2 separate regions of the Homo sapiens genome follow, and region 2 is linked to region 1. A link is a loop called in an ENCODE intact Hi-C map of the cell type or tissue named here. Cell type or tissue: tibial artery. All regions are shown on one strand. Each heading gives the region's core, and the rest is flanking DNA. Links, peaks and the distances in the headings are about the cores only.

Region 1 (8,539 bases), core at 1,419-6,418:
TGGTTAACATCATACTCAATGGTGAAAAGTTGAAAGCTTTTTCTTTACAATTGGGAACACAGGATGCCCATTCTCATTCTTTCTAATTAATATAGTATTGAAATTTCAAGCCAAAGCAATTGGCAAGAAAAGAAATAAAATTGGAAAGGAAGAAATAAAACAGTCTCTGTGGATGGCACAATCATTTAGAAAACCCTAAAAACTCCACCAAAATACTGTTAGAACTAATAAACAAACTGAGTAAAGTTGTAGGATATAAAAGTGACTTACAAAAATTAATAGTGTTTCTGTACATTAACAATAAACTATTTTTAAAAAATCAAGAAAAATCTCATTTACAATAGCATAAAAACACTTAAGAATAAATTTAACCAAGGAGGTGAAAGACATGTACACTGAAAACTATAAAACATTGACAAAAAAAGCTAAAGAAGACACAAATAAATGGAAAACTATCCCATGTTCATGTACTGGAAGTATTAATATTGTTAAAATGTTCATATTACCAAAAGTGACCTAGAAGTTCAATGCAATTCTTATCAAAATTCCAGTGACTTTTTTCACAGAAATAGAAAAATCAATCCCAAAATTCAGATGGAACCAAAAAAATACCCTGAATAGCCAGAACAATTTTGAGTGAAAAGAACAAAGCTGGAAACATCACACTGCCCGATTTCAAAATTACTGCAAAGGTATGCTAATCAAAACAAAATGATATTGTCATAAAAACAGATATATAGACCAATGGAACAGAGTAGAGAGCCCAGAAATAAATCTACACATTTAACATTAACTGAACTTTGACACATGTACCAAGAACTCAATGGAGAAATAATAGTCTCTTCAATGAATGGTGTTGGGAAAACCGGACATCCACGTAATTGGACACTTTGTACACCATGCACAAAAATCAACTCAAAAGCAAATAGAGACTTAAATGTGAAATCTGAAACTATGAAACTACTAAAATAAAACATAGGAGAAAAGCTTCCCGAAATTGGTCCAGGCAATGAGTTTTTGAATATGACCCCAAAAGCACAGGAAACAAAAGCAAAAATACACAAATGGGATCGTAACCAACTAAAAAGCTTCTGCACAGCAAAGGAAGCAATCAACAGAATGAAAATACAACTTATGGAATGAGAGAAAATATTTGCAAAGCATATATCTAATAAGGGGTTAATATCTAAAATGTATAAGAAATTCAGAATTCAATAGCAAGAAAATAAATAACCCAACTAAAGCATGGGCAGAGCAACTGAATAGACATTTCTCAAAAGAAGACATACAAATTGCCAACAGTTAATTGTCTTTGCAATTGGCTTGTGGCTACCTGAAAATATCTTAATTATTTATTGACTTGTTTGTTTTCTCTCCCTGCCCACTAGAATGTGGGCTCTGGGAGAGTAGGGACCTGTGTGTTTTGTTGACCATAGTGTCCTCGACAGTATAGACAGGGCTTAAGATTTAGTGCTCAACAAATATGGATTAAATTTGTTCACCAAAGTCCTCCAAAAAGGGGGTATTACTCATATCCATAAGGGGTATATGTCAAAAGGAACCCGAAAGTTAAAAATCTGGCTGATTTTGGAGATGAAGGGGCGTTCTTGTCCTCAGTAACTCATTTTGACACAGGTTCTTGTGCAGCGAGAAGCCATGGAAAACAAGGTGCCAAGCTCTTAGCTCATACTATTCAAAACAGAGCATACCCTAATACTAGGGATTTGGAAAAAAACTTGTGCCCACGGGCTGCTCTGAGGTGAACCAGCTGGCAGGCTATGTGCTGTTATGCGCACCTTGAAGATGCTTAGGGTTCTCCCTGTCCCATTCCCAGATGCTGTCCAACACAGCACCTGGGAAGTTAGGAAGAGAATGACAGTCAGCTGACCATGGAATTGGTCCCCAGAGGTTGAGCAAGGAAGTGACCAGTGGCTGGTCCCACCACCTATTCTTGGGGTTGGGCCAGGCTGAGCTGGTGTTGGGTTCAGTTGTGAACCAGAATTTGTTGCAGCAGGAGCTGGGGAGCTCAGCTTTTAATTTGAATCAGTGAGAGGGTTGGACTGATTGATGTCGAGGAAGTAGAGCTTGGAGAGTGGGGCAGACACCCAGGTGTGCCGGTCCTTTCATCTTCACATCAAATGCTACCTGGTGAGTTACAGGGCACAGGCTGGGGGTGTGGGGGCCGAGGGGTAGGCAGCTGCTGCTCAAAAGCAGAGACAGGCCACATGGCTGAAGACAGATCCTGGCTTCCTGTCAGACAGCTGCCTGCAAATAATAACCTGCAATTTCCTGGGAGGGGCAGACAGGTAAGAGTCTCTTAGTAGATGAAAGAGCTACGACTGATAATATAGGTAATGGAATTTTAACAAATTAATTCATTTATTACTTATTCATTCATTTGTTAATTTAACAAGCCTCTGCAGCCTAGCTCCTAAAAGCACAGTCCATGCACCAGCAGCATGAGCATCACCTGGGAGAGCTTGTCAGAAATTCAGGATCTCAGACCCCACCCCAGTCCTGCAGAACTACAGTCTTCATTTAAACAAAACTCCCAGGGATTCCTTAGCCACCCAAAAGTCAGAAGGCCTGATCTACAGGATAACTGCTGCACCCACTACTGGGTAGGGCCCTACAGGGATGCTGGAAGGGTGCATCTGGCAAACATCACTCCCTCACTGGGAGGCACTTTGAGAAGAAGGGCCAGGTGCAACTTCCTGCAGGTGTTACTTTGAGAAGACACATTTCACACCTGGTTCATTTCTATCCAAAGTTCATGTAACATCTGCCTACTTCAACGAGATAGGAACACAAATGACAATAACACATAGCAGTGATGATACAGCAGGGGAGGTATGAGGGCCTTTTCTTAATGGCATTTGAAATGAAGTTGCCAGTGGCCCCAGTCCCTTCTCTTGTGGCCTCTCCCCATCCTGCTAAAATTCCCAGTGTCCTTTCATCAAAGAAAACCTATTCTTTATGGAACGAATCTACCAAGAATCACTTACACCTCTGTGCGAATTCAATCAATGAATATTTGCATTTCTATACTTTTGATACCTGTTCCAGCTGTGCCAGAGTTTACAAACTCATGGGGGAGGAATTTGTGTGCAGAAAAGTTACACTGTTCAGGCAAGCCTTGCCAGCTTAGAATGCAGGTCCTGAAAACAATGCTGTCAACACAGAAATCTAAAAAGCAGTTTACCATTTATAAAATTATTTCCTTAGGCACCAACTTTATAGATGAAAAGACTGAAGTTCAGAGAGGCTGTGACTTGCCCAAAGTCACACAACTAGTAAGTGGTTAAACTGAGATTTCAGCCTCGTCTTCAACTATAATTTTTTTGTTCTTTATACTGTTTAGGCGCTTCTATATCAGGAGAATTCTTGTCTATCCAAGAATACCAAGTCCCTCTTCTCTATTTTTCATTACTTCATGCAAAAAATATTTTGGTCGGCACCTTTTTGTGTTTAGAGTTGAGAAAAGAGGACAAGTAAAGGGGAAATATTTCTCTCTCTTCACCCATCCAATTGCTATTTTCAACCTCAAGAACCTTACAGACCAATAAAGGAGAAAAGACATACTGAGAACACTGTATCATATTCCTATTCCTCTGGTAGGGACTAAACTTGGCTTCAACATCCAATTTTTTGGCCCCATAAAGTCTGACGTCCTCCCAGTGACAAACACTAATTTTCAGAGTTACCCTCTCTTGGGGCTCTTTACTGCCAACTCCTGAATCAAGTATGCTAACAACATCTCATTCTGCGTCAGTGGACACATGGAACTAAGCCACTTTACCACAGTCCAGAAAAAATCCACTTGTGCCAAGCATTTTGTGAATTTAGATAATGTGTTGAAAGCTGAGAGTCACGGAGTGGCAATCGCCTTGTGGGTATGTGGTTGTTCTTCCTTTCCTCCGTCTATCCTGCTCACCCACTCTTCCCGACTCTGGGAAGCCACAATTCTTCCTCCTTGGGGGCAAGTCATTCAGCCATCTCCTAATCCTCAAGTTGTATAACCCAAATGTATCATAGCACTCAGAAGGAAAAAAGGACTTTCCCTCTGCCATGAGAACTTTAGATTGCAGCTGATATTTTATTTTTAAATAAATGATTTTATTAACAGGTAATGTGCACACATTAGAAGCACATCATTTGATAATTTTCCACAAAGTGAACACACCTGTGTAACCATTAGGCAGACCTAGACACAAGGCAAGAGCAGCATCCAGAGCCTCCTGTCTGAGACAGGTGGTAATTTTAATAGAAAATTCTTGCTATTATACACATGAGAGGAACATGGAAAGTGCCATGAGAAGTGAACAATATCTTGCCAGAAAATGGAGGAGACTTTGACCTGGGTAAAGGGAGCAAAGAGGGCTCCAGACTCGAACCCTGCAAGATGGATGGCATTTGGTCCAACAGAGAAGGGCTGGGTGCATGAGTGGGATGTGCCTAGTGGCAGAAATGGCTTGACTGTACAAAAGTGCATGGAGGGTTTCCACTATCAGTGAGGAGCCCAGTCTGGTCTGTGTCTGGAGGTGGGGAAGGGTGGGGTAGAGTGTTGGAGAAGCTAAGGCTGGAACCACGTTGTGAAGGATCTGGAATGGCAGTGTCAGTGTTGTCCAGTGGTTTTTGCACAATTTTAGATATATCTGCTAAGACTCAGTGTTGCAACTGACAAAAAAAAATACCAGGTTTGTTTAAGGAAAAAAAATGCTGTATTGCCTCAGACATTACTTGATCCAGGGTTCAAATGATGACTGAGACTACTTTTCCTTGCCTCCTTTTGTTATTTTAACTGTGTCCTTGGTGTTGCCACCTTTTAATGTGGGTTTCCCCAAAGCAGACCCTGAGGCAAGAATTTGACTGTGATTTGGAAGATGCAGGAGGTACCAGTGAGAGTGTGGGGAAGTGAGACAGGGAAGGGAAGATAGCCAAAAAGCGGTGCAGGATCCAGCCAGCTCTCCCTGTGGGTATCTGGAGCTTAATCCCACAGTGCAGCTCTGGGAAACCTGGTGGATTGCATGCCTCAGTGTTACCCACCTGAGGGGCGAGGCAGCTGGGGCAACAATTCCCATCAGTCGATGGTAGAGGGCCTCCCTGAGGGAGTATTAATTCCCCGGCGCTTCCAGCTGCTGGGCACTCAGGCAGTGCAGCCTTCGGAGAGTTCTGAGAAAGCCCATGGGCAAAGAGATGCAGCTGGAAGCGGCTGGCACCCTGAAGCGGAGAGAACCCGTAACAGCTGCCTGACAGCTTCAGCCTCTTCTTCACTCTTAGTAGGCTCTGCCTTTACACACACACACACACACAAACACACACAAACGGCAGCCCCATGTCTTGGGGATGGAAATAAGAGATTTTCTTTCCCAATAACTGAACAAAAAAACTGATCCTGGCTTTCATTTTATCCAAATTGGGTCACTTAAATGACTCCCTGAGGTCAGCGGGAGGTGATACTTCTAGGAAAGGATCCTCATGCAGTTAACTGACTCGGCAGAGGAGGGAGGAGAATGAGTCCACAGGGCAAAACAAGGAGTCCGGCTGGGGTGTCATGGGAGTGTCCCGTAGACAACTGGTGTGTGGTACTGAAGCCTGAAGCCTGAGGAAGAGCTTGGACTGAAAACATTTAAGTGTGTGTGTGTGTGTGTGTGTGTGTGTGTGTGTGTGTGTGTGTGTGTCTTCATTTGGGTTTCTGCAAGGTAGACCCTGAGACGAGGACTTGGGTGCCGGTTGTTTATTTGGGAGGTGATCCCAGAAAGCAGCCATGAGGGAGTGGGAAAGTGAGTCAGGGCAGGAGGAGAAACCCATTCAAGGGGCATTAATGAGCACAGTGCTCTGCGGGCAAGTGGGCTCCCTCCCGCTGGGGCCCTCTGGGAACCAGGGTAGAACATACCTCAGAATTTCTCACCAAGGTGTAGCAAACTGGAGTTTCCTTCACTATCTCCCATCCCTCATTGTCTGAGAAACTTTCTGAGGCATCTACTCTCCCATCTTTCAGACCTAAGCTGTATGTGGGCCCGGCGTGTGCCTGTGGCCGGAGAACGCCCCCAGGTCGACAGGTACGGAGGCCCAGGACGGAGAGCCTCAGCAGGTGGGCATCCACCGGCTGCAGGAGTCCTCCAGCGTGCAGCGAGGGTATGTGGCTGGGACACCGTCCTCATCTGCTGCTGTATCCTTCCTGTCCTTGGTGGAACCCCCTGGTGGGCGGGGAGGGCAGAATTCCCCCACCCCTCACTCCCGGTGCCCACCCCTTTTCATCTTTGAATTCACCATTCTCTGCTCCCAGGTAGCCCAGAGCCCCTGTCTTCTCTAACATGACTGTCTGTACCTCCACATTGGCCCCGGCTGTGCGTGTTCTAGTTAGTAAATGCAGCTCTTTGATAAACTCCCACATTACAAAGAATCCAGGAATAAAGGCTTGGGGTTGGGGTGTGTGTGTCAAATGTTACTCCAAGAATGTCCCTGGGAATGGAAATAGCAGTTATGTGGGCAGGAAAATGATTATGTGATCTGGCCTGTGTCTTTTGGTTTAATTAAATCAGTGATACTCAAGTGGCCTAGAGGGTGTTTTAGAAGGTTCTGGGGAGCCTTTTTCAAACCAGACACTTCCTCTAATGGGTCCCACTGCAGAGGTGGGGGGGTGGGGACATGGCCTCCTCTCTGCCTCCCTGGTGGAGAATCCCTGTGTGTAATTTGGGAAGTTACTGATGGGTGAACTTTGGAATGTAGACAATGTGAAGGCAGAGGGAAGGCTGAGAATTACTGGTTTGAAATACAACCCTGGATCCACAAGTGTGGCAGAGTGGGAGAAACTTGTGGAGAGAAGACATATGTTTGAATTCAGAGCTGACTAGCCACTGAGCTTCTCTGGGCCTCTGTGTCATTATCTGTAAAATGGGAATGTTAATGCAAATGGCCTGGGGTTGTTGTGGGAATTCAGTTTCTGGCATATTTGATTGCACTTTTTTTTGTTTTTGTTTTTGTTTTTTTTTTGCTGTTAACTCTGAGTGATCTTTAATGCAGAGCCCCTAATCCAGTGTGACTATGGGATAGCAATCTCCTGGTCCCTCCCTTCCACCCACATTGCTGACCTCCTGCTAGGCTGGTCAGTGTCTGCCTCACAGCACAGCTGGAGGCCCCTCTGTTGTTATCAAAAGCGTCCCTGATGCTGGGGGGTGGTTAGGGGCGTTCCTCATCACCTCATGGTCACAGGCCTTGTAGAGCCACCTCACTCTTTTTGGGCGGAAACCTTAGGAGAGCAGGAGGTGCCCCAGAGGCTGTTTCAGATGTCCCAAAGGCTAGAATGTGGATAAGGCCTGCTTGTGGGTGTTTGTCAGTAAAGACGTAGCTGAGGCTGGACTAGCATTCTTCCTTGAGCATTCTTCCTTGCAGAGAGAGGGGAGTGAGAGCCCTGAGCAGATCACCTCCTCAGAGACGCCTTTCTGACTCTCCCGCCACTCACCTAGGACAACACCTCCCTTGCTTTGAGCTCTACAGAGCACACTCTCACCAAAGAACTGCCAGTCTCTTCCATTACATGCTTTCTCCCCTTCTTATATGCCTTTAATTAATACTAAAATCATTGCCCTCAAACATTCAATATAATCTATAGTTTTAAAAATACAATAAACAAAGAAAATAGCACACACACAAAATAGCACACATGAGAAAATGCCTTTTACTTTCCAAAAAAGACGCTGATTACTGTGGATTCTCCAAGAAGCCTGGGTAAGTTAACAATTACTCCTAAATGCAAATGCAAACACAAATGTCGTCAGAGTGAAAAGCCACTTGCTATCGTTTGGAGGAGAGGAAGTGGGTGGAAATTCCCAGGAATTCCCTTGGTGAATCCTGCAGAGGCATTGCCTCAGGGAGACTGACCCCAAATATAGCAGGTGCAGCTGGCCCCAGGCTGGAATGCACTCCTCGGCTGTTCTTCACCCTGAGCCAGCAGGGACTCTGCCTGATACTGCACTCTCTCTTTTCTGCCTCCTGGATCAGGGTGACATGCTTTGAGCCTTTTTTTTTTTTCTTTAAAGCTCTACGTGACAAAATAAAAAGGAAATCACTGAGCCCTCTTTCCTCCCCTATTTGCTTTACCTAGTGAGAGCTAAGGACACAGTTTTGGCTCTTTTTTGGTAGATTGCTCCATGCACACATGAATTCACTAAGAATCGAAGCAGAAAGCTCCTGTGATGAGAACCTGCTCAGTTAAAGTCACCCTAGTGCGGGACCTTTAAGACTGCCTGTTGCAGAAGAACTCTACTGAGATGAAGATGCGAAGTAACTATCTAGTACATTCCACTGCTGAAACAATGGTACAACCCTGGGCATAATCCATTCTGAAATAAGGTGCAACATAAATGAAGAAAAAAAGTACGTAATGTTAGCTACATATTAGTACATATCATTCTCTGTATTTGCTGGTTCCACATCCATGGATCAAAATCTGTAGATACCGAGAACCGACTGTATCTATTTTCCATCCATGGTTGGTGGAACCCACAGACTGGGTTGCAGGGGTCTGACTGTACTG
Region 2 (6,973 bases), core at 153-5,152, 220 kb before region 1:
ATGCCCTAAGATGAAAGTTATATCAAAACTGATTCACTGAAAATTTGAACCAGAACTGGCACTTAACTCCTCATCATTTGGCCCTTTAATTTTCCTAATTATATCCACCTTAAAAACAGATACCATAAAATGATCATTCATGCTTGTCCTTTCATTCCCTGTATATCTTCCCTTTCAACACTGCCCCAATTTTCTAAAAACAAATTTCATCATTTCAGGCTTCTGCTGAAATTTCCCATTGTGCTTTTAAACATGCTCTACAAAGCCCTATGAGATCTGCTAAGTCTATCTCAATAGCCTCACCTCAAACCTTTCTTCCTCCTTACTATTAGTATTTCTTAAATTCCCAAAACTTTCCATCTCCTTCCTTCGTTTCAAAGATGTTGTTTTCTCACCTAACCTTCACCTAGTGAATCCCTTCTCATCCTTGAACACTGAACTCAACTATCACTTCCTCCAAGAGGTCTCCTTGAACCCTCAAAAAGAGTCAGTTTCAACTTGTGTTATGTGCCCTCATAGCCCCACTTCTTCCCACTACACAAATTAAATATTAGGTTATTATTCCCAACATCTACATCCCACCTAAGAACAAAAGTGTGAAGAGAAGCTTGCCTACCATATCCCTACTACTTCGCATAGTGCTTTACATATGGAAACTCAAAAATTTAAAAGAACAGAAATGAACTGGGCTGCACAGCAGGAGGTAAGTGGCAGGTGAGCGAGCATTACCTGGCTTGAGCTCTACCTCCTGTCAGATCAACTGCACCATGAGAGTCTCATAGGAGTAGAAACCCTAGTGTGGACTGCACATGCGAGGGATCTAGGCTGCACGCTCCCTATGAGAATCTAATGCCTGATTATCTGAGGTGGAATGGTGTCATCCAGAAACCATTCCCACAACCCATTCATGGAAAAACTGTTTTCCACGAAACTGGTCCCTGGTGCCAAAAAGGTTAGGAACACTGCATGGAATGACATGACACTGGAGGTGTCCAATGCTCCATGAAAACCACATAAAGAATAATTCTCTTACCTTGCTTTCTTGGTTGCCATAAGCTAAAATTTGAAGGCAGTCTGTCGTAATAGCCAAGAATTTAACATTTGTTTTGTTGAGCAAGGCAACCATTTTCTGCAGCCCACCAGCTAAACGCACTGCCATTTTAGCTCCTTCTTGATGTAATAAAAGGTTGTGGAGAGTTGTAATGGCATAAAACAACACAGAATCCACTGGTGAACTGGGAAGAAGAAAAAAGCCTCATCAGAAATATTGTGAGTATACTCTTCTACTTTTTAGCTTCAAGCATTCTGACATGTTTTCTTACCCAAGCATTTTCACCAGGGCAGGAATGCCTCCAGACTTAAAGATGGCCAGTAAGCCCTCACGATGATGGGAAAGGTTATGCAAGGTCCCAGCGGTACAACGAGCTGTTTCTACATCATTTGTATTCTGCATGGTACGTACAATAGCAGACACCATCTGAGGAGAACGCATGATAGCGTGTCTGGAAGCTTCCTTTTTAGAAAGCTGATGGACCATAACTGCAGCCTTATTAACCACCACCTGTAATACAGGAATTCAGAAACATCGTTAGTTTTCAAGTACTGGTATTGGGTAGACATTCTGAAACTACTCCCCTTGAGCATTTACTTCAAAGCAGACTAAAAAGCTAGCTATGTCATTGCTTACCTGGTCCTCGTCATTTAGCAGTTTTGTCAGTTCAGGGATTGCACGTGTGGCAAGTTCTGCATCATCTTGATAGTTAATCAAGTTTACAACTGCATGTTTCAGCATCTGTGATGGTTCAGCCAAACGCTGGACATTAGTGGGATGAGCAGCATCAAACTGTGTAGATGGGATCTGCATGCCCTCATCTAATGTCTCAGGGAACATAGCAGCTCGTACCCTCTGAGCTCGAGTCATTGCATACTGTCCATCAATATCTGGAAAAGGTTAATTCAACACTCACTATCCACAGTTCAGCATTTACCTAAGTATTTGCTATCCTAAATGGTAAAAGTGACATTGCTATTACTCTCTTTTCTTCACCACAACATTTTATTTAAACTATTATACACTAACTTTTTAGTTCTCAAAACTGCATTCTGACTTTCAGTAAGGCAATGAAAAATAATACTCTTACCAGCTACTTGTTCTTGAGTGAAGGACTGAGAAAATCCCTGTTCCCACTCATACAGGACTTGGGAGGTATCCACATCCTCTTCCTCAGGATTGCCTTTACCACTCAGAGAAGGAGCTGTGGTAGTGGCACCAGAATGGATTCCAGAGTCCAGGTAAGACTGTTGCTGCCAGTGACTAACAGCCGCTTTTCTGTCTGGTTCCATGGCCATGTCCAACTCCATCAAATCAGCTATAAATACGAAACAGTATTAGCATTAGTAGATTGGAAATGTTACTTTAATTTAAAAAAAAAGAATCTGTGATATGACCCATTGAAATATTTTTAGAAATAAAGTCAAATCTGAAAGACAGCCAAGAAAAGCAGAATGATAGCCAGGGTTAGCTCAGTGATGAAATACCTAATCCCTTAGGGAACCACCTAACAGTTACTCACTGAATCAGTGGAAGAATGGTACTGCATCCAGGCTCCAGAAGCAGTCATCCAGACTAGATTCCTGCTGGTGGCTTGTTTGCTATTTCACCAAGCCATTAGGAGGAGTGAGCAGAAAATGGAGCAAAAGGTAGCCTGACAAGTAAGCAGGGAGAGAGGAAAGCAGGGGGATCTCAGCCAGACTGGCTTAATGGCAACGAAGCAGAGCCCCAATTCAGTAACTAAAGATTTAATGACACAAACCTTGAGTAGCCATTGTCCACGCTGGATTTTCAAAACAGTTGTATGGTATACTTCAAATACCCTAAAAAAAGTTAATCAAAAGTCATTAGGATTTAAATTTAGCTTGATTAATACTCCTAAGTCACTGGGATACCTGTTAAATGTCACTATTACACCCACAAAAAAAACCCATATCCTCTTTTACCAGGTTAGTGAAACGCAGACCTCATGGTCTCCTCCAGACACCTCAACCACAGCTCCATCACTGCTGAACTTCAGTGAAAACTCCTCCTTACCAAAAATGTCTTTTTATTAATAGTATAAATATTAATTATAGATATTCAGGATGGTGATGAAAAAGCACAGAGTTGTAATAATAAAAGCCAGGGAGGGGAAAACACTATTCAAAAATCAGCTGCTCTCTGAATTCCTAAAGGTCTCTCCTTTTTTAACCTTTCACAGAAAAATTCACAGATCCCCTTTGGATAACAGAGGTACAGTGGGATTTTAAAAACTCCACATTTTCTTTAACAAGTTGTTTTCTGATATAGTGCCATCAAAAATTATTTTTCATAAAGCAAATTTTGGTGACTAGAATAGCGAATTTTAGATTTTTTGGTACAAAGAAAAATTACTTTTCAAATGAAAGTTTGCAACACAAAAGCACCTTTATTAGTAAAATTTTTCTAAGTTCAAATTTACAGCAATGATTTATTATAAATACAAATATTACCAATATGGATACATATTTTGATCAATATTTTAAAAATTTATATAAATCTTATCATCTAATTTGTCCGTATTTTGCCTTTATTGTGCAATATTGAAAAAAACTGCATCACACAGGGAACTACTTGCAAATTAGAACAGTTTAAGGGCTCATGGCCTCTAGATATTTCTAATAACACGATTTCCTTTATTACAAAATCTGTCCCAAACAAGTTCATCTTGAACTATAAATTAACATATTGGGTATGTAAAGATATGGAATAAAATATTTAAGTGTGAACTATGTTTTGTTTTTTTTTGAGACAGAGTTTTGGTCTCTTGCCAAACCAGGCTGGAGTGCAGAGGTGCATACTGGGCTCACTGCAACCTCCGCCTCCCAGGTTCAAGTGATTTTCCTATCTCAGATGTGAGCCAACACCTGGCCTTAGTTTCTATCTTTTGACTGTCTTTAAAAGAGTGGCTATGTAACTACTTCACCACCTTTCTGAAAAATTGGTTCCCCACTCCAGCCTCCAATGTATTTCTGCAAAAGGAGACTCCAAACATGTTCTACACTGAGCTTCTCCTTTGGCCAATGTCAACAGACTCAGAAACCAACTGGTCATGTCTATAGGCTATATAGCTATTTCAGAAGTGCTTTGATACATCCGGCTTCCAGGAACATTTTTTTATAGTACTGTTTTTCCTTGTTGTTGATGCAAAGGCAAAACATTTACGCATATTACTGGGTAAACTCTGTGTGGGCTGACCTAGTAACTTGACCGCAATTTATAATGATTTCATTTTTACAATGGAAAAAAGCAAGTTCATGTTCCAAATTTACAATAGCCATTTGTACACTGGGACTTCCCAACATTACATATATATTTTTTAGCTTTTAAAATTTATGCAACATAAATAAAAATTCATCTTGCTCTTCACTGCAACCCTATGAGGTGAAGGAGGGTAAAAACCTATCAGTAGATAGAGAAGTAAAAACAAAGGGTAGAAATGGGGATCTAATTAGGTAACAGCATAGACTCACTCACCTTGTACCTGCTCTGGAGGCAGATCCACATATGCCAAAAAACTGAGCATTAACTGCTAAAGAAATCAAATAGACTGCCAAGCAAGACCTAGGGCAGAACCCTGCTCCGGAAAGGAAAAGGAAAGCCTTCCTCTTTCTTTTTCTGGCCTGAGCCTTTGGACTAAGGGCTGTCTCTCCTCCACCACACCCTGCCAACCATTAAGGGCCCAATTCTAGTGCTCCCAATTAGCCAAAACTTACCAATCACTTCAGGAAAATTTTTTTTTAAAGCAACGAAAAAACTGACTCCATAGAAACTGAGATAAAACTTGAAACTAGGGATAGGGTGGAGAGAGAAACAGAACACTTCAATTTAGTATCTCCATAAATACTGGAGAGAATAAATAAAAACAAAAAGTTGAATAGAAACTAAAATTGAGAAAACTGCCTAGAGTACAAAAAAATGACAAAGACAAAAAATACAACAGAAGAAATCACGATCAATTCAGGAGATCAAAGGTCCAACCAGTAGACATTTCAGAAAGAATTATGAAGAAACAAAAATGATAAAATCCACTAAGTACCAATCAAGAGGGAGGAGTGCTTAAAAATTATGAAGTACAATCATGCACTGCATAAGGACATTTCAGTCAAGATGGACTACATATGCTACAGTGGCCCCACAAGATTTTAATTCTGTATTTTTACTGGATCTTTTCTATGTTTAGGTAAACAAGCCAGGCGAAGTGGCTTGTAATTCTAACACTTTGGGAGGCGGGTGGATTGCTGCAGCACAAGAGTTCCAAGACCAGCCTGGACAACACAGCGAAATTCCATCTCTACAAAAAAATGTTAAAAATTAGCCAGGTGTGGTAGTATGTGCCTGTAGTCCTAGCCACTGGGGAGGCTGAGGCAAAGAGGATCACTTAGGAGTTCAAGGTTATAGTGAGCTATGATCACACCAATGCATCCAGCCTGGGCAACAGAGCAAGACCCTGTCTCTTAAAAGAATTTAAAAAAAAAAAAAAGGATACATAAATACCACTGTTTCAACTGCCTATAGTAACACGCTATACAGCTTTACACCCTAGAAGCAACAGGCTATACTATATAGGCTAGGCATGCAGTACACTATGCCATCTAGGTTTGTATAAGTACTACGCTAAATGTTTCAAGACACAGATTATCATTAAACTACAGACTACATTAGAATGCTGTGTTTTCCAACAGCTTTATCACCACCAAGTGATGTTTTGACAAAGAGGGGGCTAGCCAACTTCTCATGTATTTTCCATCCAGTCTAATGCATCCATGCATCTTTTTTTTGGCAATATGAACATAATACTCTTTCCAACTACAAGGATACTTCAAAATTCACCGTGCTATTTCCGATTTTAACCCTATAAATGTCTCCAGTCAAAGTCAATGGGAGAAATCTTGCCACAACTAATATATAATAGATTTCACACTGAAGTTATTTTTCCTCTTCCCATCAGGACAGAATTATCTTAATTACCTTAGTTTTCAGTAAGTTTGAGTATTATTAACTAGGAGTAAATCTGCTACATAAAAATATAAAGCAGACATATTTTAAAACCACAGTTTTATACTAGCAATTCATAATTCACTTTTCCAATAATCAAGATCCAAAGAATTATTCCCCGTTTTAAAGTTAGAAAGTGCTACTCTATTTCATAAGCATGATAAACTTTTGATACACCTTCAGGGATTTTTAAAAAGTTCTTAGTAAAATTTGTAAATCTAAAAACACATGCATATGCATTTTCATTAACTGTCACCAGTAATACTTTGCCATCTAGAAAATGTATGCAATTTCCTCAAATCTTCCTGTTTTAACACACTTCATGCAACACTAACATTTTAAGTTACAACTCACTCCAGGTTCTTTTCTGCTTTCTTCCTTCACAGCTTTCTTCGGGGAGGGGGGTGGGGTGGGTGGGTGAGGGTGTGGGTGTGGGTGTGGGTGTGTGTGTTCTCAAGGTGTCTTGTCATCCTCGAATAGTCAATAAGCATCAAACATCAAATGACCCTTGGTCCTCCAAACACTAAAATGTATGCCTTTGGTACTGTCTTTAAATAGGTACACAAATGGTTATTAGAAGTATGAAATCTTCTCAGGTAGGAAACAGAAGGTAAATGGAAAAAAAAAAGAAATAGGAAATCTCTTTATGGCTGGGAAAAATTAGTATGTTTCCAGAATGAGCTGTTCTTCATAACTGTCTTCCTTCCTCAGCCATAAATATATGCCTCAAATAAATTAATATTTTTATTTATCATCTCCATCATATGAGTCCACCACACAGTAAATGATGACATTTTGGTATGTTTGGTATATTAAACTCACTGCTATGTATTTTTAAAAATAAAAATATAAAATTCCTTGTGAAGACTATTATAAAATATTATCATCTGGATTGTATCGTAT

What was found. A loop is a pair of places that touch in the nucleus more often than their neighbours do. Peaks named below come from ENCODE experiments on the same cell type or tissue, not always from the same donor. Only the 100,000 strongest peaks of a DNase experiment are listed, where the experiment ranks them.
Region 2: a loop joins it to region 1, with 3 times the contacts of the local background. A loop is called at or near these places in 2 of 110 quality-filtered maps.

The regions. Positions count from the first base shown.
Region 1 is chr3:40,995,923-41,004,461 of GRCh38, reverse strand. No RefSeq gene overlaps it. Among named protein-coding and RNA genes, the nearest start is that of CTNNB1, 200 kb to the left of the region's middle. RefSeq lists enhancers at 5,613-6,570, 8,206-8,539. In tibial artery, for the core only: no CTCF peak of the experiment used is centred there; DNase peaks (open chromatin) are centred at 3,900 and 4,465; H3K27ac peaks cover 4,551 bases.
Region 2 is chr3:41,219,922-41,226,894 of GRCh38, reverse strand. CTNNB1 (catenin beta 1) reads right to left here. Exons shown (of 15, transcript NM_001904.4): 2 at 2,814-2,874; 3 at 2,142-2,369; 4 at 1,688-1,941; 5 at 1,323-1,561; 6 at 1,034-1,235. The coding sequence starts at 2,826. Among named protein-coding and RNA genes, the nearest start is that of CTNNB1, 24 kb to the right of the region's middle. RefSeq lists an enhancer at 1,288-2,487. In tibial artery, for the core only: a CTCF peak has its summit at 2,594; a DNase peak (open chromatin) is centred at 2,695; H3K27ac peaks cover 2,742 bases.